Regions from separate parts of the Mus musculus genome. Here regions 1, 2 and 3 are each linked to region 4. The links are chromatin loops, found by intact Hi-C in ENCODE. Cell type or tissue: left cerebral cortex. All regions are shown on one strand.

Evidence for each region. A loop is a pair of places that touch in the nucleus more often than their neighbours do. Peaks named below come from ENCODE experiments on the same cell type or tissue, not always from the same donor. Only the 100,000 strongest peaks of a DNase experiment are listed, where the experiment ranks them.
Region 1: it touches region 4 in a loop (2.5-fold over the local background); 4 of 42 quality-filtered maps call a loop at or near these places.
Region 2: a loop joins it to region 4, with 2.6 times the contacts of the local background. A loop is called at or near these places in 6 of 42 quality-filtered maps.
Region 3: it touches region 4 in a loop (10-fold over the local background); 6 of 42 quality-filtered maps call a loop at or near these places.

Annotation. Positions count from the first base shown.
Region 1 is chr3:94,784,892-94,792,891 of GRCm38, forward strand. Cgn (cingulin) reads right to left here and starts at 1,591. Exons shown (of 21, transcript NM_001037711.3): 1 at 1,485-1,591. In left cerebral cortex, a CTCF peak has its summit at 4,334 (motif pointing right); DNase peaks (open chromatin) are centred at 1,685, 2,518, 4,810 and 7,547; H3K4me3 peaks cover 1,684 bases; H3K27ac peaks cover 923 bases.
Region 2 is chr3:94,461,640-94,469,639 of GRCm38, forward strand. It overlaps Riiad1 (regulatory subunit of type II PKA R-subunit (RIIa) domain containing 1), which reads right to left. Exons shown (of 7, transcript NM_025506.2): 5 at 5,246-5,292; 6 at 4,118-4,244; 7 at 3,346-3,456. The coding sequence ends at 4,174. Among named protein-coding and RNA genes, the nearest start is that of Riiad1, 8.0 kb to the right of the region's middle. In left cerebral cortex, a CTCF peak has its summit at 4,599 (motif pointing left); DNase peaks (open chromatin) are centred at 2,742, 4,161 and 4,591; H3K27ac peaks cover 1,827 bases.
Region 3 is chr3:94,578,401-94,586,400 of GRCm38, forward strand. It overlaps Snx27 (sorting nexin family member 27), which reads right to left and starts at 4,316. Exons shown (of 12, transcript NM_001082484.2): 1 at 3,845-4,316. The coding sequence starts at 4,149. In left cerebral cortex, a CTCF peak has its summit at 4,311; DNase peaks (open chromatin) are centred at 3,113 and 4,329; H3K4me3 peaks cover 2,428 bases; H3K27ac peaks cover 1,501 bases.
Region 4 is chr3:94,832,365-94,840,364 of GRCm38, forward strand. It overlaps Pogz (pogo transposable element with ZNF domain), which reads left to right and starts at 5,073. Exons shown (of 19, transcript NM_172683.4): 1 at 5,073-5,376. It also overlaps the pseudogene Gm15263. In left cerebral cortex, CTCF peaks have their summits at 1,196 (motif pointing left) and 3,668 (motif pointing right); DNase peaks (open chromatin) are centred at 5,008, 5,327, 5,952 and 7,601; H3K4me3 peaks cover 2,399 bases; H3K27ac peaks cover 2,301 bases.

The DNA of each region.
Region 1 (8,000 bases), 47 kb before region 4:
GTTGACTCTGCTTCACCGCTGCCTACGGCAAGGAAATTCACCTCAGAAGTTGTCTGGTGCCCAACGTATACCTCGTCTGTGGCCTGGGAATGTGGAGGTGTAAGTCCCCTAGTCTTTTGGTCTCCTAGGGAGTTCTGCCTATGTTTCTGCACCACTAGTAAGTACTCTAGTCTATCAAAGATCGTGAATCAAGGATGCCAACTAGGATTTCAGGGAATCAAGAGGATTCTGGGAAGGGTCAAGGAAATTAGCTGCACTTCCAGATCTCACCAGTGTCCCCCAATCTAGAACTAGAGAAAAAGAAGGAAATATAGGGCTGGAGAGATGGCTCAGCGGTTAAGACTGTTCTTCCAAAGGTCCTGAGTTCAAATCCCAGCAACCACATGGTGGCTCACAACCTTCTGTACAGCTACAGTATACTCATATACATAAAATAAATAAATAAATAAATCTTTTTAAAAAATATACAAAGAGACTACTTTGTAACAGAAAAAAAGAAGGAAATATGTATTTGCTGGAAGGAAAAATTTTTACATCAGCCTCAAGAAAGAAGACTATTTCTAGGTGGGTGTGGTGATATGAACCTGTAATCCAGGCACTGGGAGCGGAAGGCAGCCCACCAGTTCAAGGTCAGCCTCAGCTGTACAGCAAGTTCAAGTCCAGCATGGGCTATGGCAAATTCAAGGCCAGCATGGGCCATATGAAACCCAGTATCAATCCTCGTTTCACATCCCCGAGAAAGCAAACATTTTCAGCTAGTATGTGGGTCGAGGGATTTATGCTTCTCCATTCCCATTCCCCTCTCTTGTAGAATACACACAGTTCTTTCTAGAGGAAGAAGGAAAAAATTTCCCTGGCATGAAAGCAAAGAAAGAAACAGCCTTAAATAATCTCACACCTAGGAAAGAGATGGGTGCCCTCGTATTCTGACCTTAGTGTCTTACTGGCAACTGCTTTCACCTGTAGGCAAATGGTCAGGGAATGACCCCACACCTCAGCATTTCCAAAGCCAGAAGGAGAGTGTCAGAGACCAGTAAGGACTGACGGGGGCGGGGAGGGGGTAGTTACCCCCAAAACCAGCACATGCGGATATCACCACTTCAGTCTCTGAACCTCTGGCGGCACTTCCATTTGCTCCAATAGGATGAACCCTCCCCCGCCCCCATGCTGGTCTCCAAGAGAAATTCTGCCCCAAGGGCTGGCGCCTGACCTCCAGAGATTGTAGCGCTGAAATGCATGCATGCCCTGGGAATAACCTAACCCTCAGGTGCCTCACACCTGGCACCTTCCCAGCCACTCGCTTCTGACACCGTGGAGTAGGGGTTAGCTCTTAGCTCTGCCACCGCACTCTGACCGCCCTTCCTGCTAAACTCAGCACCTGTGCCCAGGAGGAGGGCATTTGATGCCTCTACTCCGGCCCTCGAGCATACTCCTGAGGACCCACTCGCATCGCAGGTGTCCTCGCTCCAGACAGATTCACTCACCCCGGTCCAGATCAGTGCTCCCGGATTCACACACCCCGCAGGGGATCGCGCTCCGACCAGCCGAGCTACACGCGCTGCTGCAGCCCAGCCCCTCCGAGCTCTGAGCTCCCTCCTTTCCCCCGCCCACCAACCTGTTACTCCCCAGGAGCTCCGCCCCATTGGCCGTCACCTCCCGCCCCGCCTCACCCCTTCTTCTATTGGTCAGTTTCCCGCAAGGGGCGGAGCAGACACCGCGGGAACCCAGAACCGGGGTCCCCAGCCCGGTGGACGGGAGGGGCGGTGGGGTCACGTGGACTGGTGGGGCGAGGGCGGGGCACCGGGGGACCTAAGAGGCCATTTTGGGGGCGTCGGGGCTCTGCGGACCCGCGTAGCTTAGCGCCAGAGCATCCCCTGGGTTCTGTGGGAAGTGCCTTCCTCGTGCTCTTCTCAAAGCAAATCTCGGTTCACAGCCCTTTCTGCCCTTCATCTGCCTCCGCATAAGCCAGAATACAGTTCTGTCGCTTTCCGCAGAAAATTTCTTCGTAGTCTCCCGATGTCAGCGCGTTCTGCATCTCTGCTCGCCTGCCTTATCGGCAATCCGAACCAAAATCTCAGTCGTGGATTCTCATCCTCGGGCTCCTGGCCTCCATAATCATTTTGCACCCTTTTTCTTTGGAAGATGTAATCACCCAATTTACATCACCCTAAAAATCATTTTCATTTTATCTCCCTATGAAAATCTCGGCCAGAGCCGAGATCTTCATTTTCTTTTGTTTTGTACGCTTCATCTCAAACGCCTATAACAGAGGTCAGCACATAGTTGGCTCTTAATAAAATGTGTAGAATGAATGACTTGGGAACCGAGTGCTGTAAATTTACACGCATCAGAATAAGCTTTATAAGCAGAAAGGAGCTCAACTACAGATTGTAAATCCATCTTTTCTGAAAGCCTGTCAAGTAGGGCTTTTGGTCCCACTACACCGAAAAGACTCTGGGGTGCTTTGCGTGCAGACTGAGGCAGGTAACATTAAAGCTGGCTCCTAGTGTCAATCGCTGAGGTATGTTAAAAGAAGATTGGCTTAGCTTACCTTGCTGGCCTCTGAATAGTTCTCTCCTTTATTTGTTCAGTAAATATTTATTGTAATATATTTAGATTTGAAGAGGAATCTTCCCTACAGCCAGCATTTCTGTGGCGTTAGCTGGAGATCATTCCCTTCCCCTCCCCCAGCCTTCAGATGCTGGGCGTGGACCCTGGAGGGGAAAGTCCACCTACCTGTTCTGTAGCTGGGTTGCTAGGTCTCCGCATTCCATGAGAAGCCTTCTATGAGGGATACAGCCCTTAAGGAGGAACAAGGAGGGAGGGAGAGAGAGGGAGAGAGAGGGGGAGAGAGAGCGAGAGAGAGAGAGAGAGAGAGAGAGAGAGAGAGAGAGAGAGAGAGAGAGAGAGAGAGGAAATATGTGCGGTTTGGGCGACCTATTGCAGAGGTGGTGTCCCTTCTGGGTCAGGTTACTTTTACACCAAAGAGTGGTCTGGAAAAGAGATCTTAAAAATAAACAACTAAACAATCAAACGGACAGACTGATGAATTGGCCCCAATACTAGTAAAGTGAAGGTAATTGAATTCTCCTGGGTACCCCTTAGACTGTATTTAGTGTATTTATAGAAGATAGAAATAGAGTAGTTATCCAACATTAAAGCACGGGTGGGGAGAAATGGGAGCCTGAGTCATCCACCATCAACTTTTCTTCCTTGGGGGATGAACTCAGAGAGCTTTAAGCTCAGATGAAGAAGAGGGGGGAAGCTTCCCCTCCCCCCCCCCCAGATTTCAAAAGAAAATCTATCCTGGTGCACACCTTTGATCTAGCAGAGAGTTTGGGGCTAGCCTGGTCTTCAAATCAAATTCCAAGCCAACCAGAGCTACACCATGGGGGAAGGTGTCATGGAGAGACACTAAAAGACCCAACCCCCCACCCCACCCCTTTTCTGAAAGAGTAGTTGTGAAAGAAGAGGGTGTTGAAGAAATTGAGTCAGATAACTTTAGACACCTGATTGCTGGACCTGCCACAGAGAAATGTGATTGATTCTCTTCGAGGCTGAAAATAATCTCAAAAAACGTGGAGCTGTTGAAATGATCTGTAGCTGGGGGTGAGGAGGGGTATGATAGAGGCCAGTGGAAAGTCACAAATGATTTGCTTAGTAGAAGATTTCTTTTCAACCAAAAGGTATAACCTGATGTGAACTTTTAGAAAACAGGTTAGGTTATATACCCATAGGGGTCTTTTCTACAGGTCATACTAGAGAGATTTCTGGTTTTGGTTGGTTGGTTTTAAAAGATTTATTTATTTTATTAATATGAGTACAGTGTAACTGACACACCAGAAGAGGGCATCAGATCCCATTTCAGACTGTTGTAAGCCACCATGTGGTTGCTGGGAATTGAACTCAGGACCTCTGGAAGAGCAGTCACTGCTCTTAACCACTGAGCCATCTCTCCAGCCCATAGAGAGGTTTCTCTAACTGTGCAGATAAAAAGAAAAGGAAAGAAAGAAAGAAAGAAAGAAAGAAAGAAAGAAAGAAAGAAAGAAAGAAAGAAAGAAAGAAAGAAAGAAAGAAAGGAAGAAAGAAAGAAAGAGGAAGAAAGGAAGGAAGAAAGGAAAACAGGTAATGTTAATGGTCTGTGGTTCAGAAGAGTGCTAGCCTAGCCTGTGCTGAGGATTTGGCTCAGTAGAAAAGTATTGCCTGTCATGTCTAAGGGCCTAGGGTCAACCAGTTGGAGAAAAGGTGTCACAGAGGAGCACCTGCCTAGGGGAAAAAAAAAAGCTGGAGAAAGATGAATGGGAATAAGAGAATGTACAATGGCCAGAAGAGGGAGCCTATAGTGTGAACAAAGGAATGAGGAAGTAGTGGGAAGATAAGGGGTGTTAAACATCAACATAAACTGTACAGTTTATATGTAGTCCAGTGTCTTAGTTAGGGTTTTACTGCTATGAACAGATTCCGTGACCAAGGCAAGTCTTATAAGGACAACATTTAATTAGGGCTAGCTTACAGGTTCAGAGGTTCAGTCCATTATCATCAAGGTGAGAACATGGCAGCATCCAGGCAAGCATAGTACAGGAGGAGCTGAGAGTTCATCTTCATCTGAAGGCTGCTATTGGAAGACTGACTTCCAGGCAGCTAGGATGAGGGCTTTAAAGCCCACACCCACCGTGACACAACTCTTAATAGTGCCACTCCCTGGGCCAAGCATATTCAAACCATGACACCCAGGCTGGCCCTCTCCATCCTTCAACCTGAGCCTCAGAGCATGAGGTTGCAAGAGCACACCAAGACACCCCACTACAGAAGGCTTTGGAGCAAGCCAGCTGAGGCCTGGCAGAAGGCCAAGCTCGGCCTGTGTGATAGATGCAATGGTAAGGCTTGATGGAGGAGGCCAGCCTTGCACACTAGGGCAGTGCAGAACAAAGGGGACTCTTAATCCCAGAGATGGAGAGAGGAAGACCACTGTCTGAAACCACCTTGGATAAATTAATTAAAGCAAGTTTTGTTGTTTTGGTTTGTTTTGTTGATTTTAGAGACAAGGTTTCTCTGTATAGCCCTGGCTGTCCTGGAACTCACTCTGTAGACCAAGCTGGCCTGGAACTCAGAAATCCACCTGCCTCTGCCTCCCACGTGCTGGGATTAAAGGCATGCTCCACCACTGCCCAGCTAAAGCAAGCTTTTTTATTCATAGACATGGACTGACTCCCCTAAGGCAGGGTTTGAGAGGTCAGCACTGGATGTGAGGGAGACAAGAAAAGGCTTTTATAGATCAGGGCCAGGGGAGTTCTAAATGGGGGTTTGGTGAGCAAAATAGGCGGAGTTATAGGAGCAGAAAATATGCATAACAAGTTAGTCCCTCCTGAAACAAAGACATGGTTGCAAGGTGGGCATAATCAGGTAGTCATAACAACAGGTAATCATAACAACATCGTCATACAACATTATGAAACAAAGATAGGGTTGCAAGATGGTTATAAACAACTTTTTGGAACAAAGACATGACTGCCATTCCTGAAACAGGCAGTACAGAACCATTTGTAGTTAAAGCTACAGGTGGGACATAACCCAACCCTTGAGAAACACAGGTTTAATCATAAGCAGGAACAAATCTAGTTTGCTTTTATAATAAGATGGTTTTCAAGTCCAAGATGGAGGCAGGCTGGCTTCTCGGGACAGGAGACTACCACCTAGAAGCTTTGTCAGGATGTCTCTTGTTGTTTAGCTCTTGAGTTTTACTTACATAATTTATTATGGTTATTATTTATTTAATTTTTAGAAACAAGAGTCTCATTATGTGGCCAAGGCAAACCTCAGACTCACTATGTAGCTCAGGCAGGCCTTGAATTCATGACAACCCTGCCTCTTTCTCCTAGGTAGTTAGATTAATGATGTACACCATCATGCCTAGCTAAATTCATAGTCTTTAACAATAATAGTTTATGCTAACACATTGGCTTTTCCTGGTTGAGTTGAATTTCTATTCTTGGTATGACTAGGAAAGATAATTTTTAAATATGGTCCCAGATAAGCCAGGCACATAATCTTACCATGCAGAAGACTGAGGCAAGAAAACTGCCACAAAGTCAATGCCAGCCTAGATTACATAGTGAGTTCTGGGCTAACCTGGGCTCCAGAGTAGAAATGTGTAGCTTGAATGAGAAGTGCCCCTATAGGCTCATATGTTTGAATACTTGGTCCACAGCTAGTGAAACTGTTTGGCAAGGATTAGGAGGTGTGGCCTTGATGGAGAAAGTGTGTCACAGTTTCCAAAGACTCTGGCCACTTCCAGTATATCTGTCTTTGCCTCATGCTGTGTATCAAGATGTGAGCTCCTGGCTCCGGCATGATGCCCACCCGCTGCCATGCTCCTCACCATAATGATCTCAGACTCTATCCCTCTAAAACTATAAGGCCCAAATAATCTCTTTTTCCTGTAAGTTGTCTTGGTCATGGTATCTCATAGCAATAGAAAAGTAAGTAAGACAGACCCTGTCTGGAAAAATAAAGGCGGGAGGGATATAGAGGAGTCAGGAAGGAAAGGAAAGAAGAGAGGGAAGGGGAAAGGAAGAACGGGTTACAGCAATACTTCGTATGCCCTTCCAACTTTGGGGACTTCCAAGGGTCTCCACAAGGTATTTACTTCTCCTCACTCATTTCTCAGGTCTTCTCAGCTCAGCCTGGGAAGCAGAGCCATGGAGACCAGTGACTTCCAGACATAGCACCGATTCTGCAGTCAAGACACCATGTCCTAACCACCTCTGGAAGAGCTATAGTTCCATCCAAGTCATCTCAGTTCTTTACAGTCTTCCATCTTCAGCTTCCTCGGAGAATTAAGAAGATGAGCCCAAGTTGGCTGTGGTGTCACACTCTTCCCTTGTCCCAGCACTCAGGAGGAAGAGGCATCTCTGTGTTCCAGGAAAACCAGGGCTCCACTGTGAGACCCTATCCCCCCAAAAATTAATAATAATAAATCCAGATTTTATATTCATATTTTTATTCCTTCATTTATTTTTGGTGTCCTGGCCATCCCCCTGTCTCCATATCCTGAGTGTTGGTATGACAGTTTGCCAAGCATGCCAAATTCATAATCATATCATTGTTATGAACTCTTAAGGGCAGGTGTGTCATGTTCTTTCCCAGCTTGTCCTTCAGCTAGCAGATAACTCTTCAGGACAAAGAATTCCAAGCCACTCTAACCAGCATCATTCCTGTCAAGGGAAAGAAAGACCCATCAGGAAGCTACCCCCACTCCCACCCCCATCCTCTGTCGCCTTTGTCCTCCAGCACTCACCAGGTTATCTCTCATAGCCTGGGCAACTAAATCTAGTATCTTCAAAGTTTCCAGTGTAAACTGAAAGTAAGGGTGTCCTTTGAAAGGAAAGGGCATGACAAGAAAGCCATCTATGCCTAATTCTGGTGGAATTAAAAGGAATAGGCTCTTTCCATGTAATTTTTTTTCAGAGTTGTTAAAACAACATTCTGAGTAGAGAGCCAGCTTTTCCCCACACACCCAAACAACAGCTGATTCCACCCCGCATCTCTTCCCTTCTGTCAGTGAAGGAGACAAGCTTGGCACCTGAGATCTGCATACACACCCCCAGCTCCTCAGGATCCCTCCAGTCTTCCCTGTCTATTGTGGCAGAGTTTTGGCAGAATTGTACTGATTGATTGATTTGCTTCAATTCTGCATCTGAATTTTTTTTTTCGAAGTTTACATTTTGTACTGCAGAGGCAAGTTGACAGGCAGAAATAACAGAGACTGGGACGGGATGATAGCTCAGTCAGGAAAGCACCTACTCTACAAGTGTGAGGCCCTAAGTTCAATTCCTCGGAGCCCAATTTCAAAGCTGGGTGCAGTGTGTGTGTGTACTTGTAATCCCAGAGACAGAGCGATTACTGGAGCTCACTGGCCAGCTAGAGTAGCCTACTTGGTATTCTAGGTATTTGGGAGCAATGAATGACTTGGAAACCTCTTGAAGAACCACAGCCATGGG
Region 2 (8,000 bases), 370 kb before region 4:
GGTGGTGGTGGTGGTGGTGGTGGTGGGATAGTATTTAATCCCAGCACTCATGAGGCAGAGGTGAGCACAGAGGATAAGGTCTTGTCTCTGAGGGATAAGTCTTGTCTTTGAGTTCCAGGTCAGCCTGGTCTACAGTGCAAATTCCAGGACAGCCAGGGCTACACAGAGAAACCCTGTCTCAAAAACAAAACAAGCAAAAGACATGCTCAAGTAAAGCTGTGAGAGGAAAGAATTTCATCTCCCCAGACCATAAGCAACCTTATAGCAGGAGAGCCTCTCCGCCCAAGGATATTGAACACAATACTGAGCGTAAGAGAAGCCCTACCACCAGGTGTTAAACTCATGCTTTTCTTGGAAAAGCTTTGAAATGTATTTCCGATGTGTACATTCTAAGAGGCAACCAAGCAAAGGGGGCTGGAGGGCAACGTGAATAAGGACAAAATATACAACATACACTGGAGTAGCTAATTTGTTTTTCTATGGTTTTGGAGACAGGGTTTCTCTGTGTAGCCCTGGCTGTCCTGGAACTCACTCTGTAGACCAGGCTGGCATCGAACTCAGAAATCCTCCTGCCTCTGCCTCCCAAGTGCTGGGATTAAAGGTGTAGGCCACCACTGCCTGGCTTGGAGTGGCTAATTTTGGTGGTCAACTTGACTGTGTCTGGAATCAACTAAAACCTGAGCAGCTGGGCACACCTGCGAGGGATTTCTCTTGATTGGAGGAGGGATGACCACCCTAAAGCTGGGCCACACCTTCTGGTGGCAGCCCACATCACAGGGCATGGGAGAAGGAAGGGTTTGTTCTTTGCCTGCTGCCCCCACTCACTGCTGAATTTACCTCATCACCGAGATATTTGCTGATGTTAGAACCTGCTACTTCATGACTCCCAAGGAGACTAAAGACCAGTAGCTCCTAGGAACCCTCCAGGGCTCTAGCACTCAAGTGGGACAGCTGGGACATCCAGTTTTGTGGACTGAATAGCCACTGAATTCTGAATTCTTAGCCTTTCTGTCAGGAGAGAGCCACACAGCCTGTAAGCCATATATGTGTGTGTGTGTGTGTGTGTGTGTGTGTGTGTGTGTGTGTGTGTGTATAATCAGTTCTGTTCCTTTAGAGACTCCTGACTAACACATACATGTATTCAAATGTCACAATGAAACCATTTCTTTGTATGACCACTTTAAGTCATATAAAGCAAGGTGGTTAGAAGAACTGGCTGCTCTTCCAGAGGACCTGGGTTCAATTCCCAGCATTCATATGGTGGCTTACAATGTCTACAACTCCAGTTTCATGGGCTCTCACTCCATCTTCTGGCTTATTTGAGTACCACACACACATAAAATGTGCAGACATACATGCAGGCAAAACACTCGTACACACAAAATATAAATAATTTTTTAAATGTACTAAATAAGAAAAAGAACAACAAGCCGGGCGTGGTGGCGCACGCCTTTAATCCCAGCACTTGGGAGGCAGAGGCAGGCAGATTTCTGAGTTCAAGGCCAGCCTGGTCTACAAAGTGAGTTCCAGGGCAGCCAGAGCTATACAGAGAAACCCTGTCTCGAAAAAACAAACAAACAAACAAAAAAAAAAAAAAAGAAAAGAAAAGAAAAAGAACAACAGAGGGGACAAACATTTCCTCATTGCTATCACGGAACCTCCCACCCCAAGAATAAGCCATTGGGTACCCCACCAGCGTTATAGCAGCCAATCAAGCACCTCAAAAATTCTCCTGCTCCCTGATCCCATCTTCTCAGGTTCTTCTCACTGGGGTAGGCCCAGGAGGTTTAATATAACACATCACATAAGGCCTTGCTGTGTGTATGTTTTCTGATCAAAGCTTTCTTTGTTTTTTTTTTAAGATTTGTTTTTATTATTTAATTATGTGTGTAGTGGGAGAGGGGGGTATGTGCATGTGAATGCAAGTGCCCACAGAGGGCAGAGCTGGGGTTACAGGCAGTTGTAAGCTGCCTCGTATGGCTTCTGGGAATCACACTCAGACCTTTAGAAAAAGCAATATGTGCTCTTAGCCACTGAGCCATCTCTCCAGTCCTGTGTTTGTTTGCCTGTTTGTCTGTTTGTGGCAGGGCTACAAGCTACATCCACATGCGCACTTGTGGAGGCCGGAGGGCAGCCTTGGGTGGAGGGGTCTTCTGGCACCATCCACTTTTATTTATTTATTTCATTTTGTTTCTATTTTTGGGACAGGGTCTTCCATTGACCTGGAACTCACCTGCTAAGTTAGGCTGGCTTACCAAGAAGCCCCAGGAATCCACCTGCCTCCACTCCTCCAGTTCTGGGACTATAAGTGCACACTACCACAGTTGGGGTTTTTTAAATGTGAGTTCTGAACTCAGGTTCTCCAGCTTACAAAGCAAGCATTTCACTATCTTCATCCCCCTTTTTGTGTATCTCCTAAGCAAGGACAGCTCTGTCCATGCCAGAGATGCTGACGTATAATTCTGAAAGCACAGCAATAACTCCTCTGGAGCCAGATGTAGCAGCACCTTCAAAGCCATGGCTGAGGCAGGAGGATCATGGCAACTTTGAGGTCAGGGAGTGAGACCCTTTCTTAAAACCAAATCAAGCCAACCTCCGAGGGTTCCGGCTCCTAACGAACATGGTTCTGCTGCGTCTTCCTGTTCCCTTGCCCTTTTTGCCACTGCAAGTGAGGGCAGCTAGGAGCAAGGGAAAACAAATAACACTCAGCCTGTGCTTCTGTTGCCATGGTGATGTCGACACGGGAAACACAGGAGAGCTCCTTCATACACTGGAGTCAGCTGACTGGAGAGGCCAAAGACTGAGGCAACAAACCTGAAAGATGCGCGCGCGCACTCACACACACACACACACACACACACACACACAGCTCCTAAACATGCAAAGGGCTTCATGCTACCATCTGAACCATCTTTCAGCCTCTTAGCCAGACATCAAATAGATGACTGGCTTGCTCCTAAAGTCCCCAAAACAAAGTCCTCTACCTCCCAGCCATCTGTTACAACACTCATGGGCCTCTTGAGTTTTCAGTGTCTGTCCATCTGTCTTGATGTCCTTCCAGCCCAATTTTTCTCACTATTGCGTCTATGGGAAGCAAAGAAAATCACCACCTGACATTTGAGAAGGTCACAGGATGCTGGAGTGAGGACCTGCTTGTTTTCAGCCCGCCACAACTAAATGGCTTGCTCAGTACCCCCCAACTCTGTTTGTAGTTTGATATGTGACCAGAGTGGGAACAGTCCCTGGCACCCCAGACCCCTGACCACCTCCAGGAGAAAAGGAGTCAGGCACAGCAGGCTGCCATGCACTGAGCTCTCCCCCTTTCAAGTGAAAATAAGAGAGAAGGCAGGCAGATCTGGGTTTAATCAGTATCTTAAAGGCCCCTGATAGGAGAAGGCCCACACAGCTTGGAAATCCACACTGGTGGCAATGCTGCTCTCAGGGCTCCAGATGACCCTGCAAAACAGAAGTGGTTTCACTAGATTAGGAGTGGGGCCTTAGGTGGATTTCTGAGTTCGAGGCCAGCCTGGTCTACAGAGTGAGTTCCAGGACAGCCAGGGCTACACAGAGAAACCCTGTCTCAGAAAAAAAAAAAAAAAAAAGAGTGAGGCCTTTCCCACCTCACATTAAGAAAAAACAAAGAAATAAAAAACAAACAAACAAACAAACAACAAAACAAAAAAAAAACAACAAAAAAAACCTCTTCAGCCTTCAGAATGGCTTTAGGAACTATTCTGCCTGTGGAGGGAGGAGGAGCTAAAACACACTATGGCCTTAAGGGCTAATCTGATGTACAAGGTGGTTGGAAGACTGTAGGAGGGAATTCCTCACCTCTAGGGCTCAGGAAAAGGACTTGGTACTGAACCCCCCCTTCCCAGCCCCCGCACCTCAGGACACCTCCCATATCCATTTCCCAATCCACCTCACTAGACCAAAGACTCCTGTCAGTGACACAGAGACCAATTCCAGGCCTCTGATCACAGCCTCTATCCCCCTAGACTGTCAGGAAAATGGCCTACTGCTACCACACTGCTCTGCTGTTTCTCCACTTGCATTCTTTCACAGCCTGGATCCATAAACCCGTGCTGCTTTTCACGAGAGTGAGGCTAACACCCACCCAAAGCTTGATTCCTTCTGGCTTCTCCCAGCAGCTGAGCATTGTGGCTTTGCTAATTAGGTTCCTTTCTTCTCTTTAATTAGCTGCATGTGAATTCTGCTGGGAAGTCTTGGATCCGTGAAATAGTCTGGGACGAAAATCAGAACAACGCAATCATCAATGCTGAAGGGGAAAGCCTGGGCGACAGCTTACTCTGCTAAAACATCGGATGCTTTGTCCTAGCAGGGCTCACTGGTGGTCCCCACTTTACAACACAATCTCGGTGCCTGTACTGTCCCTGGCAGCCATCCCCATGAGTGCCAGGAAACCATCCTAGGTAAGGCCTGTGCATGTTGCCCAGGCTTTCTGCTCTTGGCCCACCTGAAGCTCCGGGAGCCACCAAGGCCTCCCAGATCCTGAGTGTTCTGCCCCTGGTCCATTTAGGACCTGCCCTCCACTCAGTTTGCCATGCAGGCCTTTTCAGAGAACGCCCTCTCCTGGGAGAGCCAGGCTCACAGCGTGATGACGGAAGATGATTTTTACACCAGGAAGAATGTGAGTCACAGTGCATCTGCTGTGGCAGGGAAGGCCTGCTCAGAATACTGTGGGCTCCCAGGGTTAACTGCACCCAAGACACCAGCCACAGCTCCCCACTCTATATTGTTTGACCGGAAGCCATCTCTGCAGCCAAGTCCATTAAAATCACCTGGGGAGTCTTCAGAACCTTGGCTGCCCCCCCCCACCCCCTTCCAGCCCCCAGCTCCCCCCCCCAGACTAATTAAATAAAAATCTCCAGAGACCAGGCCTGAACATCAGCATTTTTTAAAAGCTCCCCAGGTGGTTTTAGTGGGCAGCTTGGGTCAGAAACCACTTTGGGATCCCCATAGACCATGGCTGCCTGACTCTCCTTTGGGAATCTCAAAATTCTTAGTCCTCACCAAGAGAAGTCCTGCCCCAGTGCTGCTCTGGCCTCATTTTGAGAAAAAAAGACAGGAGAATGAAAAGGCTTTCAAAAAATAGCTCCTATGAGGGACATCAGGTGAAAATGGAACCCAGACTCCACAAAAAGTCCCGGGCTTGTCCAACTCTAGATCCCCAATTCTGCTTCTTGCACAGACATGTGGGACACCCCAATGCCACTGTACTCACGTGCAGCAAATTCAAGAATGTTGTCCGGTCTTTTCAGAAACATTTCTCTGTAAAACATTAAAAGGAGAAGGAGAAGGAGGGAGGAAGGAGCAGGAGGAGGAGGAGGAGGAGGAGGAGATAAATGGGGGTCCTGCAGGTTGCAGCCACTGCCCCATCTTGCTCTTTAGGAAGCAATTTAATGACAGGCCTCCCCTTCTAGAAGTCAATAGATCAGGAGATCTTAGACAAAAACATGAGGATCAAAACAATGGAATGGCTAGGCATGGTGCACACTCAGGAGACATGGGCAGGTGGATCTCTGTGTTGTTCAGGCCAGCCTGGTCTACACAGTGAGACCCTGTCTCAAAAGAACATAAACCAAGCATTCAAACAGCAGTAAACAAACCTAAGCCATATTCATTCCACAGAGGAGCTGCGGAGAGGCAGGTGGGGCTTTCTCATCTAACACTTTCATACACTCAGGACCAAGCAAATGTGAAGTGTCTTCTAAGTCCTCAAGAGGCCCATGCCTTATGGACAGAATGCAGCCCTGTGATGGTCTGAGGAAGTTTATCCGTGGATTTCCCGAGGCCAGGGAGACAATAAACAACCTAAAAAACATTTTTTAAAGGACTTCAAATGGGTTATTAGCTCTGCTGCACAGCAGACAGACATGAAGGTAATGGCAAAGTCTCAATGCAGCCAGGGTACTGGAAATGTCTGATAGTCCAGAAAGTTTCACAGTTCATAAAACATGTGTACTAATACTATCTCACTTTATGACATCCCTGTGATAATTGTATTCCTGTTTTGCTTATAAAGAAACCAAACATCACTGGGCGTGGTGGTGCACGCCTTTAATACCAGCACTTGGGAGGCAGAAGCAGGCAAATTTCTGAGTTCGAGGAGAGCCTGGTCTACAGAGTGAGTTCCAGGACAGCCAGGGCTCAGGGCTACAACAGAGAAACCCTGTCATGAAAAAACAAAAAGAAAGAAAGAAAGAAAGGAAGGAGGGAGGGAAGGAAGGAAGGAAGGAAGGAAGGAAGGAAGGAAGGAAGAAAGAAAGAAAGAAAGAAAGAAAGAAAGAAAGAAAGAAAGAAAGAAAGAAGAGTAATTGTATTGAAAGGGGCCCTTGTGATACAAATGGAATTCGACTAGCAAAAATAAAGATTGAAAGACAAGAGCATCCCAGGGCCAGGGATACAGCAAGACCAAACAAAACCCAGAGATGCAAACAGCCCTGTGTCCTGTGTGTGTGACTGCCTTGTGTCCTGGGTGTGACTGCCTTGGGGTTAGCAGCTGGGTTGTATCTGCTCTTATATCCCCAGGGTCCAGGAGAGCACTCAGGGGTGTCTGCCTGGGCTCCCTGGGTTTAGGGAATAACTAGAAAGGCTGGCTGGTTGGCTTGCAGACATGCGGAGTGGAGGAGACAGGAAGACTCCTGGTGGGAAGAGTGGTAGAGCATGTGCTTAGCACAGGGCACCAGGGTGCCTGGCACTGTGAAAAAGAAGGCAGCAATGGCAGTGTGTGCCGGAGTCACAGTCGCAGGATGGAGGTAGTACTGAGTATAAGGAAGTGGGCACAAAGTGGCAGGGACTGGAGAATGCCACAGACAAAAGGCAATGGATGTGTGCTGTTAGACTCGGCTCGCACCTGTCCTCCCACCACCCGGAAAGGCTGAGGCCAGCCTGGTCTGTGTTGTGACACTGAAACCCTTAGTATTGAGATCACCTGAGATGTTTGTTTCTCCATCGGGAGTGTAGCCATGCATGGGAAAGTTTGTCCAGCTTAAGACTTGTCATTTGTCTCTATATTTCAACAGGTTGTTTGAAAACAAACAGAAAAGGCAACATTGAGGAGCCGCTGGAGAGTCTTCTAGACAAGGGGTGATAGAGAGAGCTGTAAGCTTGAAGGAGCCGCTGGAGAGTCTTCTAGACAAGGGGTGATAGGCAGAGCTGTAGGAAGACTTGTCTGACTAAGCTTTTGAGGAAGCTGCAGCTCCAGCCCCGAGTCTGCAGTTTCTCGGTACCTGGAATAGGTTTGGTCTCTGTATTTCTCATTTCTCAGGCCCAGATTGAAGTTATTAAGTTATTAAATGGCCACAAATCACAGAATCCAGAAAACCCAATCTGAGGACGCTCTTCCCAACCGGAACAGTTTGCAGCTTCATCTGGCTTGCACATCAAGAGCACACCCCAGGGACAGGCCTGAACAGGCAAGCTGCCTTCACCTAGCCCTTTCTTCTCCTTCCTCTTCACACAGGAGGAAGCCAGGAGGGAGGAGGAAGCCAGGAGGGAGGAGGAAGCCAGGAGGGAGGAGGAAGCCAGGAGGAGTTCGCCCAGCTGAGCTGCAGGGCAGCAAAGCCACTTGGGCTTGGCTGGTTGGCCTTGGGAGGTGGAAAGGGAGGGAGTGGAAGGCTTTGGGGGCTACAGGGATACTGCAGAGCTGGTCCCAGATGCCCCATCTCTCCCTGGAAACTTCCTGGGCAGAGACACAGGGCCACCCAGAATTCCACCCTCATTCACCACCCAGTGTGCTAATCCCTTGTTTGTGAATGATGCCGGTGTAGATCTAACACAGGTCCTCAGTGTTTCTCTGCCAGAACCATACCCAGCTTAGACTTAGGTCCCAGAACTGGAGCCACGCCATTCATTCTTTATTTCCCTTTAGAATAAAAAATGCAAACATCATCCCCACATCTGACACAGGCAGATGACTGTGAATTTTTTTTTTTTTTTTTTTAAGACAGGTTCCCTGTATGTAGCCTTGGCTGGTC
Region 3 (8,000 bases), 250 kb before region 4:
CTCATGACTCACTCAACTGTAAAAATCATTATCAAACCGTTAAACTATTTTCATAAATTCACATGAAATTAAACAAAAAATGACCCTCAAAAAACAAACTGCACAAAATAATTTATTTATGCTTTAACCTTAGCAAGGAAAAGCTGATGGGTATATTATCAGGTAGCTACTAAGAAGGGAAGCATATACTGTCTGACTGGCAGACAGTGACAGACATCATGGTTTTGAATGTTTACAAGCCAAGCCTTAAGGGTCTGTGCTTGAAATTCACACTCTCCAAAGCAGGTTTGGCAGGTAAAAGTGCTGGCTTGTGCAAGCCTGACCGCCTGAGATTGACTCTTAGAACCCACCTAAAAGCTGGATGTACCGGGGGAAACATCTTTAACCCCAGCCAACCCTGTGGTGAGAGAGGAGAAGGCAGAGACACACACACACATACAAAGATCCCAGGATCAGGTCAAAAAAGGCCTACAAACACAATCTCAAAAATTGTAGGCAGTTCTATACCCCACTGCACACAGCAACTCTCCCAAAGGCAACTCTCTCAAAATCAAGTATCCTCAGACCTACGTTAACTTTATAGAGATTAACCTGAAGTCAGTTATTCACATACTATATAATCAGTGCAAAGATATATTTATTTTGGTTCTATTTGTTGAAAGCATCTTTCATACTCTGGCCTCAAGGTACATGCACATCAAAGGGAAGGCACACAGTACACATTACACTGGGGAAAATTACAAGGTGGAGACTGTGTTAGTCAAGAAACTTTCCATCCATAGTAAATTTAGAGCCCAGAGGGCTTCTTCATACTGTGGTACCAAGCCCTGCAACATGACTCTAGCCAGCCTTGAAAGGAAAAGGAGAAAGTGAGCCAATACTGGCTCCAGTCGAGTTTAACAATTATCCCAGGAGTCAATGAGCTTGGGTAAGCAGACTCTAAGAGCAACACAAAGAAATGGCTCCTCTTGCTGATGTTCAAGTCTAGATCCACTTAAATGTTACTATTCTTTCACACCTTTACCAGTTGTCCAAACAATGACAACATGACAACTGGAGTAAAAGCTGTCTGCACATAGGGAAAGGAGTTTAAAATAGGGAGAAATCTCAAACTTCAATTATCAAGGCCCAGACATCTACCTGCCTGTGACTTGGCACACAACGATAAAGCTATATACAGTAATAACCAACCTATCCCTAACTCAGATTCTATCACTTTTCATCAACATGAAAAGCTTTCCAGGGACAACTGAAAGATTAATTAAGAATTTGGGTAAGACAAATTGAAAAGCTCAGGCTGGGAACTGTAGCTGAGTGAGTAGAATGCTTGCCTAGCAAGCATGAAGCCCTAAATCCCTGGGTTCCATCCTCGGCACAACATAAGCCCAACAAAGTGGCACAGACCTGGAATCTTAGCACTCAGCAGGTGGAGGCAGGACAACCAGATGCTACATGCAGAGTCTGAGGCCAGCCCGGGCTACATGGGACTCTGCCTCATATATATAAATAAATCCCTAAAGTTAGTTGATTTTTTCTTCTCTTACTTGAAAAGTCTAAGGAAATGGGGGAGTTGGGGGAGGTATACAGAAGTCTCAGAAGTTATAAACTAGCTTAGAATTGTTAGTTACCTCTGTTACTTCTACAGTGGTACCAGAGTTTCAAAGAATTTTGAATTTTGAAAAAGAATTTTGAATCAGAATACAAAAAGCTCAAAGGAATCCCTGTCTTGAAAAACCAAAAAAAAAAAAAAAAAAAAAAGCTCAAAACCAATACCATGAAGATTTCTTTTTATCATCACCAACCTTCCAGGAACAACTGTCTAGGCAGTATTTCTTTTCCCCTGCCACCAAAAATTAGAAAAATTTCTCTCACCACCAAGGACAGTACCAAAAAATATTAGCTTCTACTTCCTAGGCTCCTAGTCTCTCATAAGGATTCACAGGATCCCTCAGCTCTTCTTTACATTGGCTAGTTTACAGCTGGGATTTCTGCTGGAGACTATAATAAGAGTAAAAAGTTTAAACACTCTTGGTAGATATTAGCTGTAGTTTCATCATTTTGGACCCTATACAGCAAATGACCTAGAACTTTAATACACTTATAACTGTATATATTTTAAAACTAAATATAAAGAGCTGAATCAAAGCTAATTTCCACAGGGAAAGCAAAATGACAATTCTAAAAGTTTCTATCAGAAGAAACCATCAGTCACAACTTTTGCGTTTTCTAGAAAATAAATACCAAGGGACCCAGTTAGAAGGCAAAGTCATTATTGTATTCAGTATCTTAATGCTACCCACAAAGACTAAAAATATACTACCCGAAAATATTAGAAAATAGTCTGTAATATAGCAATTTAAAACAAAACAAAACAAAAACCCCACAAGCATCTCTTTCCATAAAGGTCAGAAGAAATGTGCAAGCTCTCCACACACATGCATTAGTGAGCTACTCTTTCTTGAAGTGGAAAAGACGAGGAAACAGAGTAAGAGTAATGGGCACAAAAATGGGAGGGGGGGGAAAGGCCTGGAGGAAGGGGGCTCCTTTACAAGGACAGACTCCCAAGATTCTGTAAGTGCAGCTCTTACATGAATCTGTTTTACAAAATGAAGAGCAGGCAGCTGTGGAACTTACAATTAAAATGAAATATTTAAAAAGAAGAAAGACTTGTGTGAGTAAATCCCATCATGGAAGGAGAGGCTGCGTGTGGGGGGCGGGGAGGGGGGGGCGATACAATATAGATGCAGTAAGGAGAGATCCAGGATTGAAGGAGAATGGAGACAATGAGAGCACACAGCGCCAACAAGTCAACCAACAACCACTATACAAATTTAGGACAAAGTACAAAATCACAACCACAACACAGCTTAGGGCAGTGGAGGTCTGCGTTCAAACTGCCAAGACAACATCTCTGGAGCTTTAAGGGATGTGGTGGTGACAAGTGAGCCTGAACAAGTTCGATGAAGGAAGACTGCAGCAGAAGGTGGGTTGCAACAGCAGAAGGGGCCTTAAAAAGAGAAGGGAAAGCTACGTCGAGAAATTTAAAGTGTAGGATTGCAATAGCACAGAGCAGGAGGAAAACGGAGCGGGCAAAGACCTAAGTCGACTGCAGTCTGAGGGAAGCAGGAGCTAGGAGCACTATTAAACCGAACTCCAAGGTGTGAGGAGTGGTGCACGTGGGAAGTCGGGGAGCCAGAAAAGGCTGTACTCAAAAGCAATGTAGCCATGGAGAAGCTAGCCTGAAAATCAGGTTGCAACCCCTCCCCCAAAAACGCATGTGATAAGGTATACTCGAGATGGTGTGACTACAAAGAAGAAGAGGGGAGAAAAGGCCAAACGGTGGATGCAAAAATGTCGGTGTGCTTTTATCATAACGGGGAATAACTAAGGAAAGTGGGTGGAGGGTTAAGGTGGGGAGAAATGATGCCTCCAGAGGAAAATGAGCTGACCACAGGTCCTATCAGGTCTAGAGGGCAGAAGGGACAGTCCACAAGGTCTGAGGGGAGTGGCAGCGACCAGGAAACTATGATGCTAAAGATGAAAAGTTGGGGAGGACACAGTACTGGCTAGGTCGAAAGGAGACTCCCTCAGTAAGGGGCAGAAAGAGGCATGCTATAGAAGAAGGCAAACGGGTTGAGAGCAGCCAAAGGCATGGGAGCAGCAGGGAGAGCACAAACTGGAGACGCCAGGAAAGCAGGAGGCTCCAAGCCGGGCCGCGAAGGCCCGCGGGGGGCGAGGGTCGCGGCAGGCTCTCGAGCTAAGAGAGGTGCGGCCTGGGTGACAGGGTGCGGGGCCAGGACAGGCGAAGGATAGGAGGACGGGGCGTGGCGGCAGCGATACTCACACCTCCAGGATGCGGTCCCCTTTGCGCACCCCGGCCCGGTCGGCCGCCCCCCCGGGCAGCACGGCGCTCACATGCTGCAGCGGCGCGTACAGCTCCCCGTTGATGCTCCGCAGTTGCCCGCCCTCGCTCACTTGGCCCCGCACGTTGAAGCCGTAGCCGGATTCGGACTTGACAATGCGCACGACCCGCGGGCCGCCGCCTCCCCCGCCACCGTTCCCGGCGCAGTGGAGCCCAGACCCCCCGCCGCCGCCTCCATTCCGGTGCGGGGCTGAGGGGTGAATACCTTCCCCGTCCTCGTCCGCCATCTTGCGAGCAAGCGAGCGGTCCCCCGCCCCCCTACGCCTCCACTCCTCCGGCGCGCGCCCGCCCCCTCCGGCAGCCGCGCGACCCCGGCGCGCGCCCGCTCCGCCGACCGCTGGAGCTAGTGGGCCACCGCGCTGCGAGGGGGTGAGGAAAAGGGAGCAAGGCGGGAGAAGCAGACGGTTGGGCGCTGCAGGGCCTCCTGGGAGATGTAGTTCTGCAAATGGTGCATGACGCATCCGGGCTCAAAGCCTTCTGGGAGTTGTGGTTTATTGGGCTTTGGGCTCTGGTTAAGTTTCCTTGGTTGGATGATGAGAATCTTTTTTTGTTTTGTTTTTTCGAGACAGGGTTTCCCTTTGTAGCCCTTGCTGTCCTGAACTGGCTCTGTAAAGCAGGCCGACCTCAAACTCAGAGATCCACCTGCCTCTGCCTCCTGATTGCTGGGATTATGCCCGACCACTAGTTGGTGATTCATTGCAATCTTGAATCGGTTATTCATTTGTATATTCATGTTGGACAAAGCCCCAGCAATCAAGTGATACAACCAGATCGTGAATTCGGTTCCTTATTTCAAGTATTAGGATACGGAACTTTAGTGTTACCAAAGTCAAGCAGCAATTATGTAACAGCATTTAAAGCTCAGCTGTTTTTGCGCAACTTTCTTTTCCATGTTATTGCAACTTCACGGCTATATACAGACATACAAAAAAGCATGTGTGGAGGAAAACAACAGCTTCCATGATTTAGAACTGGATATTAAAGTGGTCAATAATTTTAATTTAGCAAGAGTTTTGAAGTTGCTTTTATCTTGTTTATTTCATTTCTTCCAATAGCACAAGAGAATTCTTAGAAAGCATGCAGTTGGTGTTTTTGGCGATCTGGCAGGATATAAACTTGATAGAGCTGGGTGCCTGGTGACAGCAAGTAATGACAGAAATAATGCACATAGCAATCTACGCCATCACTGCTCCACTTTGGTATTTGATTTCCCCCTACTGATAAGGTCACTAGTTAATCCATTCCTGTTTAGTAGATGTTGTAGAATACACAAGATTCCACAAAGCAAAGACAAAGGAAACAGTATCAGCCTCCTCAGGTATTCTCAGTTCTTCCCCACCAAGCACCATGTAGATAAAGAGCTCTGATGAGTGATGTTCCCCTAAGGTATCAGAGCCTAAGACACACAACTTGGAAAGGTTGCCATTCTGTACAAAGGAATACAGTAGACTTGCTCTTTGTCCTGAGGGGGACATTACTTCATCTCCCAAAGTGACATATTAACACAACCCCCCAACCGGAGAAATAACCTGGAGATAACGAGCCAGGAGTCTTCCTTCTTGGCATCCAGCAGAAGAAGAGGAGAAGCACCAAGAACTACCTTTCTCAACATGACTATGTACCAAGTCTTTACATCTAGAACTTATTAACGCTTTACAGCACTAGCCCAGTCCCTGCTTGGTAGATGAGGTTACACAAGTAAAAAATTATGAACCTAAAAGAAGCAGATAATTTATAAAAACAAACAAGCCCCTGAAAGAGTTTACTGGCCATGGAGAGTTTTTAAGATTACAAGGGACAGAAGAAGCAATAGGGGGATTAAGAGATTTTGAAACATACTGAATGGAGACACAAAGTCACTACAGTTAGAGCATACATATGAAGGTTAAAAAGAAAGGTTTGCATTATAAACAAAAGGAATAAAAGTAACCTTGTTTTACAACAAAGCTGATGAAGACTCTTGGTTAGTTCTGAAATACTGAAATAATAAAGATAGAATAAGTTTTGCTTCAACATAATGATGGAATCTGGTTTGGACTTGAATAATTTATTTTGAATTGAGTACTGGATGGAAAGAACTTGCTGCTAAAATAACTAGTTTTTTGGTTTTTGGTTTTTTTGGTTTTTCGAGTCAGGGTTTCTCTGTGTAGCCCTGGATGTCCTGGAACTCACTCTATAGACCAGGCTGACCTTGAACTCAGAAATCTGCCTGCCTCTGCCTCCTGAGTGCTGGGATTAAAGGCGTGCATCAACATGCCCAGATAGAACTAGTTATTTTTGCCAAGCCCACATCTTTAATCCCAGCACTCGGGACACAGAGGCCAGCCCATCTCTGTGAGTTGAGGCAAGCCAACCAGGAGCTACATGCTAACATTCTGTCTCAAAAAACAAACAAACAAACAACATTTGCCTTTATTTTTTATTAAAAAAATATACTGAAGGTGGGAGGGCTAGAGACATGGCTCAATGGTTAAGAGCACTGGCTGCTCTTCCAGGTGTCCTGAGTTCAATTCTCAGCAACCACATAGTGGCTCACAACCATCTACAATGGGTTCCGATGCCCTCTTCCATCATGCAGGCATACATGCAAATTGAGCACTCATATACATAAATTGTAATGTACTTACTCGTATATAAATACATATATACATAAACAAATATACATATAGATACACTGAATGAGGCTAAGGGTGTCAGCCAGTCAGTAGACCACTTGCCTAGCATGCAGGAAGCCCAGCTTAATCCCTAGTCGCATAAAAACAAGATGTGGTGATACACTCCCAGCACTCAGAACTTGGAGGCCCTAGGAAAAATCAGAAGTTCAAGGTCATCATCCTCAGCTATAGAGCAAGTTCAAGGGGATCCTGGGCTATAAGAGACCTTTTTTTAATATTTTTTTCAGCACACACGCACACACACATACATATGTGTGCACGCACACACACACACACACACACACACACACAAATTGAATGTACCTTCTGTTCTAGGCTTTTTAACAATGGTGAGAGATGCAGAGATAAACGAGATAGCTACAGACTACAGGTTTAGGGAGTCAAACTGCACTGCCCTTCATGCAACCTCTTCACCCCTCAGAGTCCGTTTCCACTCACACACCTGGGAAATAACACTTTTGTGACGGTCATTGTAGTACTGTTTATAGTCACAGTAGCTTGGATTAATAACAGTCATTGGGTAAAATATGATACATCCACAATGGAAAACATCATCACTTAAAACAAAAAGAAAAACTAAAGAAGCTCCTAGTGGTATGGCATGAAATGAGCTCACAGAGACTGTGCCCAGTCAAGCGAGAATAGGACAGAGCACAGACGTAATATCTTACAGTGTATAAACGGGGAACCACATAGCTCAGTATCTTTAGATACAAGAAACTGGTTGGAGAGATTGCTGATAGGGAAGGAGTCTGGACAGCTGGGCAGGGGACAGGAGTAGGAGAGAGACTTTTCTCATTATTCCTTTTCTTTAACTCTTCTCTAACTTTCAAACTTTCAGTCAAATGAAAGCCAGTAAGGGGACATAGCTCAATGGCACGTTGCTTGTCTAGCATGCAAGAAGTTCTGGGTTTCAGCTCTCACACCACTTGTAATGCCAGCACTGGGCAGGTAGAGGCAGGAGGATCTGAGGTTCAAGGTAATCCAGGCAGCTAAGTAAGTTCAAGGCCAGTCTGGCACGGGAACCCTGACTTATTAAAAACAAACCTAATTAATTAGCTAACTAAATGAGCCAGCACCGGGGACTTATACCTGTTTTCCTGGCACTTGAGAATGAAAGGCAGGGGAATCGTCACAAGTCCAGAGTGAGATCTTGCCTCAAAAAGACATAACGAATTTTAGGAAAGATCAAACTGAAAGACAAGTTTGGTATATAATAAGAATGAGAAAATAAGGGCCTAGGTGATGGTTTGGTGGTAAAGCAGCCTACAGCCAGGCCAGCAAGGGCCATGGGGATGGCTCTGTGGTAAAGGTGCCTCCAGCCAGGCTAGCAACCTAAGCTCTCTCCCTGAGACACCAAGAGAACCAACTCCACAAGATGTCCCCTGACTGAGACACAAGCA
Region 4 (8,000 bases):
AGTCCTCCTTTCTGCTCGCCCCAGTGCAGTAAGCTGTCGAGCTTTTCCACTGGGAGAGGTTCCGATGGTGAATTTTTTTTTTCCTACTACATTTTCCAAAACAAAATCTGTTTACTTTGCAGCTTCTACCGCCCTGAGGGTATTCGGGAGGTTCAGGTGCGGTTAGTTTGTTGTTTGTTTGTTTGTTTGATTGATTGAAAAGAGCTGCCATTGTCCCTCAAAGCCATCTTCTGCCTGGACTGTGCGATCCCACCCTCCCCAGTCCCAACCACACTGCCCACAGCAACCGGTCCACCTCTCGCTGAGTCTCAGACTCAAGTGACTGTGTATCAGCACCGAGGCCACTTCTGCCTTTGAAGACTTGGGAGCGTTTGACATTTCCAAGCAACAAGTGGCTTCAATTTTCAACCTGGAGCAGAAACTACAAGGCAAGAAAGCAAATAAGTGTCTGCATAAGTGGGCTGTCCAGTGGTGGGAAGCTCCATGGGAGCTGTCGTTAACCTTTAACTTCCTTTCCTAGAAACCATGGAAAGGAGTTAGTGTCTCCTGTTGCCTTTGAGAGCCAGGACCCAGCTGAGGGCTGAGGTGCATATATTACCATAGCAGACCTGGCCCACTAGGAAGAGGAAGGCTCAGGCGCACAGGTGCCCAGATACGGGGAGTGCCTTTAAAACACCCAGGCCCTCTGATGAAAACCAACCTTAGGGAAGGGACCATGCTACCAGAATTCTGGGTGGTAGAACATTATGAAAAGGCCATTGAGTATGATTGCAAGGAGGAACACGTAGAATTTCTGTTGGTGAGAAAAATATGCTTTTCAATCATCTGACAAAGATGGTGTTCCTGTCTAGGCTATTTACACTGTACCACTGCCTGGGCCAAAGGGCTCATCCAGGTTGGGAAGTGGAATCCAGTTTTACTGTCCTATGTGGTAGATGCTCCTGATGCTATGGAAGCTTCAAGATGCCTGTGCATCATGTGGTCACGCTCAAAATCCAGTTACACAGTTGCCCCAAACTAGAAGACTTGTGCCCTGAACAGTGGCTGCACACCCCAGTAAAGAATGCTCTGAAGGGCTGCAGAGATGGCTCAGAGGTTAAGAGCATTGGCTGCTCTTCCAGAGGTCCTGAGTTCAATTCCCAGCAACCATCTATAGTGAGATCTGGTGCCCTCTTCTGGCATACAGGTGTACATGCAGGCAGAATGCTGTGTACATGGTAAATACATCTTGAAAAGAAAAAAAAAAGGAATGCTCTGAAGGACTTATTGAAAGATAAGAGTCAGTTTGTTGGCCCAGGAGTGCCCCCTTTCACAGTTGGCAGGTGATCTGTGATTGAGTATGGATCATTTGAACAAGGCAACTCAGGGGAGAGAATGTTCAGAATCATCTAACAATATGAGTGATCCAAAGGGTCCACCAGCCAAGATCGCCCACCTGGAAGCTAGGTCTGCTTTGGTATGTAAAATATGCACCCCAATCCCTTGTTCTGGGTCTGTAACCCAACATTTCTAACGTTAAAGTAGTCCCCTCTCCCGGGGGTATTACTACTAGGGTCTGATTTTTTCAATAAGTCAAATTGGATGGTCACGCAGACCCCTTTTCAATATGCTTCAAGAGGCACCTGTGACTTGATGTAGATTTCTAAGAACTTGTTCTCTTGCTTTCATTTCCCATCATTATCAAGAAGGCTCTAAAGAGACCACAGCTATCAGCCTTCTTCATTCTAGAGACCCGTACGTTAAGTGAGGATGCTAAACGTCCCAGCACTGATCACATTAATGTGGACCTTCCCTCTAGCACAGGGATAACACGGACTATAAAGTACTGCAGAGCTTTGGAGGATCCCGCTTGAGGTTTGACTAGTACACAGAGACTGCTATATAGTTTAAAGCTGTTGGCCTTTTCCTGGGGTGGTCTGTCAGCTAGCTACTAACTTATCCTGATGTCTCTCCATGTGAGTCTCAGTGCCTGCTTCAGCTCCTTAAGTCTCCTTTTTGCCTCCATCTTTCTCTTTGTCTCTGCCTTCCTGGAAGTTCCACCAGTACTACCTCCAGCAGCCAACTCTTTTTCATGTAAAAACCCACAATCCTTCTTACTCCACTAGTAGACTGGGGAAGCTTGTGATAGCTTGTCTCATTTCTAAGGGCTGCAGGGGAAGTGACATTTACATATTAACCCAGCATTGTCGGCTCCAAATAATTATTGAGAACACAAAAAAATATTCTTTTCCATAGCCAGAAAGTACAATATTTGTGGCTCGCCCCGATAGTAAAGTTTTGTTTTCTTTCATTTCCCCAGTCTGGCCTCAAAAGCACTATATGCTGAGGTGATCTTAAACCTTTGGTCATCCTGCCTTTACCTCCTAAGTACTGGGATTGCGAGTATGTGCCGCCATGTCTAGCACTTGTATAGTCCCTTTCGAATCACTGTTCTAGTGCCCTGAAGTAGTAATTTACAGCTTATTCTTGTTACAAAATTCCTTTCCCCACCAGCTATCCATCACTGAACCACTCATCAGTTCTGAGTACTGTGGGGTTCTACTCCATGCCTGCTGATCCCTGCCCACCCATTCCTCCAGCTGCCTCCAGCCTTAGGAAAGCTAAGCCATTTTTTACATTCAGCATGGTGTTCTTCCATTTTTTTTTTCTTTATGGAAGTTATAGTGCCACCACTCGCACAGTTTTGTTTGCCATCATGAGTTGAAAGTGTCAAAAGTGAAGACATGGCCTCACCACTGCCACCCTGGTCCACAATCATCTTTCACCAGGATTAATGTAGTAATATCCTAACTTGACTCCCTCCCTGTGGCTGCCTTTTCTCTTACTAGTTACCCAACCCCTTCCACACACAGCTGGAGAGATCTTTAAAAGCAAAAGGTCATTTCTCTTAAGGGGTTGACATCCTCTAGTGGTTTTGCTTTCATTAGAACTAAGCCCTGAACTCTGCTTCTTTCTTTTCAGACTTTTGTCCACATTACTTTACCAGGGCTTTCTCTAACAACTCCTCATAAAATACACATTTCTCCATCATTCCCTGTACCATACTTCCAGCCTTGAATCCTGCCCATTGCCAAAGCACTTAGCAAAGCATGGATTTATTTATGAAACACTTGGTAGTTTACGTTTCTAAGAAGCAGATAAGCCTCCGGTCTCAGAAGTCACCAATCTGGTCATCTTGAGGTGCCCAATCTCAGAACGTAGTTTTTCTGACTAGAGGGAGCAAAGGTCACTTGGGAACATTCTGACCAACAGCCCAACTGTGGTTCAATCCAATAGGATCAACTTGCAAACATGTGGAAGCTTTTGAGGTAACTTTATCACCAACCAGAACAAGTAAGCTCAGCCAATCACTTTTCTGAATCACAAGAGATGATAAAGACATCATTTTACACCACTAAATTTTGGGACTGCTTGCTATTTACTGTTAACTGATGGGAGAGTTTTAGTGTGTGTATATTTGTTGTTTCTTCCCTGGTAGAATGTAAGTTTCACATGCACAGGGGTTTGTGGTTTTGTTTTCCAACATTTTCATGTTTTAATTTTAAAAATTAAATTTATCATTTCTATGGTTTTAATCATAATATTATATATTGTGGGAGGGAGTTATAGGGTGTGTGTTTGAGTATAGATGCCTGTCAAGCCAGAAGAGGGCACTGTATCTCTCCACTGGAGTTGGAGGAACAGGCAGTTATGAGCAGAGTTCAGGGTGCTGGGAACTGAATTATGACCCAGAGGAGCAATGACAGCTCTTATCTACTGAGGCATCTCTACAGCCCCGGGACTTTATTACTGTATTCCTAGCACCAAGAACAGTGCCTGAAACATGAAAAATATACAATAAATATTGGATGAAATAATGGCGTATCAAATGTCTTCAGTAGGATGTGATTATGGTTGTTGTGGTCAACAAAACGTGGTGTAATTTGATGAGATATCTTTCGCTGGATGAAAGTAACTAGCTGGCAGTTTGGAGAATATATGCAAAGGAATAAGTATGGCTCTGGATCTACCCATTCCTGTACCAAGCAACTTTGTTTAGAACTTGGTTTGGAGCAAGTATCAATATATGGCTTAAAGATCATTCTCAAAAACCCAAGGGAAATACTGCATTTTATCATCTGAGGACATAATGAAGGACAAAACTTAGCTACCAGAAGTTAGTTTTTGTTTGTATGAAAAGTGGTAGATAATCTTGAATGGACTAATCAATTTACTTGAGCCAATCCAACGGGGCCATGGAATCTATGGTTTCTGAGATTGGAGATCTCTGCTGAGTCTATGCACAATGGTTTCAAAAGCAGTTCCCGCCGGTAGAATGACCTTAATAATCACGAGGTTTCTCCCCCAGAATCCAGAAGGGCTTGATGATAAAATAGGTTTTAAAAACAATTCTTTAGCTAGGTGTGGTGGTGATTCCTTTAGTTTTCAGTACCCAGGAAGCAGAGACTCGTAGATCTCTGAGTTTGAGACCAGCCTGCCCTATCTGGTGTGTTTCAGGACAGCTAGGGCTCTGTAGAAAGTCCCTGTTTCAAATAAACAAACAAACAAGCAGAAAAACAAAACAAAACCTCAAAACCAAAAAAGTATTTCATTTATACAAGGCACACTGTCACAGAAGGTTACTCAGACAAGTGTCTCTTAAGGTAGAGTGTTATCTTGCTTTTTGTTGCAACAACAGTTGTTGGTGCCATTGGGACTCACCATTTTGCTTGTGGCATGAAGTTTTTCTCTTGAATTGGTAATAAACCTTGAATAGAAAGTAGGGAGAGTGCAAATTTGTCTGGAAAGTCTAAGAAAGTATATTATGAGATATTTTCTTTGGTAGTGTCATTTTTCTCAGCAAAATTTGGAAACTGTTTGTGAAGCTAATTATTCTTTTCTCCATGAAAGCTTTTTCTTTATTTATTTATTTGCAGGCCCAGACAAACTTGACTAGAAAAGAAGCCCGGACAAGGGTTAGGATGAGCGATGACGTAGCGTACTAGCCAGCCAATTGAAAGAGCACGAGAAGGGGAGGGCGGAAGTGACGAGAGGTATCCCTCCGCGGGGCGAGAGGGTCGGTGGGGGGAGTCGGCGTTTCTCTCCCCCGCGCCAGCTCCCATACACGGAGCCACATTCCTTGGCCCCCCCACCCCCTCCCTCGGGGCCCCCCGCCCCCCTCGGGAAAAAAATCCACCCCAATCACTCGAACCCGAGGGAGGCTTCCTTTCACCCTCGGGGAGAGGAGCTTTCAACGGTTCCCTCTTCCCCGTCTCCCCCCCGAACCCCGGTCCCCTCCCCTGCTCCCACCCCCTACTCCCGGCGCCGGGTGCAAGGTCCCTTTAAGGCGACGGCACCTTCCTCGGGTCAGACTACCGGCGGCGACGACCACGGGAGGTGAGTGAGCGAGCGAACCCCGGCGCTCTCCACCCCCTTTTCCCGGGGGTTCCGTTATCTTTTCGCTGGGCCGAGGCGTTCCGAAACGAGACAATGAGAGGGGGATGGGGCGCGCGCGCGGGTTGGGGGAGGGGCCGAGCGCGCCCCCGCGGCCCCCGAGTGGCGGCCGCCCCACGGCAGCGCGCGCTGTGGNNCGCGCACGTGGTCTGCGGCGCACCCGGGCCACGGAGCCGCGCGCCCCGGCGACGGTGGCCCAGGCCCCGGGATGCCCCACTGCCCCCGCCCCCCTGGCGGTGCCGCGCGCGCTCGCGCCCCCACGGCCGCGCACCGCGGACGTCCACAGGCACGCCGGGCGCGAGCGTCCCGGAGGAGTGGGCGGCGCGGGCGGCGGCGGTCACCGGGGATGGGGGGGAGTTTGCAGAGGCGCGGGCACGCGGGGCCGCAGCTGCGGAGCGGTGGAGCCCGGGGTTCCCGCCGCCCCCACGCGCGGAGGCGTGAGCGCTGGTTTTGAGCGGGAGGAGGGAAGCGAGTGGCTGCCCCGCCGGTCCCCTGTGTTATGTAATCCCGCTCCGTCTGCGAGGACATCCCAAGCCTCTGCAGCTAGTTGAGGAAGTCTCCTCCCTCGGCCCCCAAATTTATGCATGGATGGCGCTGTGATTTACAAAATGGAATGGGGCAGAATCTATTTTCTGGTGATTATGTCCTGCCGCTGTAGGCGCCATATTTAGCCCAAGGACTATTTTCTTTAGATTTTTCAACACCTTCTGAAAAAGAGTAATGTCATCAAGCCACCTGCTTTCCCTTGTGTCTGCCTATGGTCCTGGTTTCCTCTCCTGAGTTGTGGAATTCTTGCAAAGGGTCAATACCACTGCACATTTCTCACTTATCTTAAGCCTTTAGTAAGAGAGCTGAGAGTCTTTTTGGCCTTTTCGTTCTCTAGGAAGACATGGAGATTGAATTGTAATGTCTTTTCAACAGTGCAGAGATAGCCTTTTCTCCACACCTGTTCACCTCCTTTTGTAGCGCAAAACGCCACAAAGATGAGGTTTTAAAAGCAGTTTCCCCAGATGAAGCGAGAAAGGAGTAAGGCAGCTGTTCCTCTTGGACGGTGACAAGGCAGTTGGACCCCGTCCGTGTTCTGGAAGGAGGAAATTGGGATGACTTCTTTATTGTCGTCATTCTTAACTTTAGGGTGCATTCAAGCATTTTGGAGGCTATTAAACGTGAAGTTTAAGGACTTTGTGCCTAAAAGGTTTTTTTTTTTTTTTTTTGGAGGGTGGGGTGGAGTGGAGGGCTAGTATCATCTTTATCTACACTGGGCAACTAAGATAATCAGTATATTAAAGAGTATTGCTAATGTGGGAAGGTGATCAAAATATAGTGTTAAAACAATTAGATTGTGCCCTCGATTTCTGTCCCCTTCCCTGTATTGTCAGGGTATGTCAAACGGAAATAAAAATAGAAAGGACTTGGAGGAGAACAGGTGGGCTTAAGAGTTGCCACTCCCATCTTGACTAGGTTCTAATCTAGGAAAGCAGTTTACCCATTGTGGTTAGCTGAGCCTGGAGTACACCTCAGCACCATTCAAGGGCGTCTTGAGACCTTAAGAATTATGAGTAAAGCTTTTTGTGTCTCCCATGACTTTTGCAGTGATGATGTGTAAAAGCAAGCCCCTGATTTCGGTGTGCTTACCTGAGAATGGCCTTGATGGAGCAATGGCAGCATGAAACTAGCATGAAATTGTTACGTTTCAGCTTTGGAATATATCTTTAGTTTTTAAGAATCTAATAAAACTGAAAGGCATGAATAAAGCATTTGTATTATCTATGGATGTATTTTTTTTAAGATTTATTTTTTATTTATTATATGTAAGTACACTGTAGCTGTCTTCAAACACTCCAGAAGAGGGAGTCAGATCTCATTACAGATGGTTGTGAGCCACCATGTGTTGCTGGGATTTGAACTCAGGACCTTCGGAAGAGCAGTCAGTGTTCTTAAACGCTGAGCCATCTCTCCAGGCCCATATGGATGTATTTTTAAAGTTTTTCATGCATTTTAATTGTTTCCTTATGACATTTTTGTATGTGTACACAATGTATTTTTATCATAGTAACAGCACATTACTCTCTTGTCACCTTCCCACTCCTGCTGATCCCCTCCCCCAAGTTCTCTCCTACTTGCATATCTTGGCCATGGGTGTGGGGGACCTAGTGAGTTTAATTAGTGTTGCTTACAGGAACAAGGGCAACTTAACATGAAGACACTATCTCTTCTTACCCTGGCAGCCATTAACTGACTATATATTCCTTTCATGTTGGCGTGCTGGCATAGTCTTGAGCAGGTTTATGCAGACAGTCCCAGTTGCTATGAGTTCAAGAGGGCATGCCAGTGTTCCACAGCACTCTCAGGTGTTCTTCAGCTCTTAGCATTCTTTTGCACCTCTCTGTGATGCTCTCTGAACCTAGAGTGGGCCATAGAGATGTTCCATGTAGAACTGAGCATTCTTCTACAGCATCTTAGTTAGCCCTTTGGGCAGTGATGAGTCTCTGCAGAAAGATGCTTCTACCAAGGCTGACAGCAGCACCTGTGGGCATAAGCATACATGTTTATATGGGCATTTGATG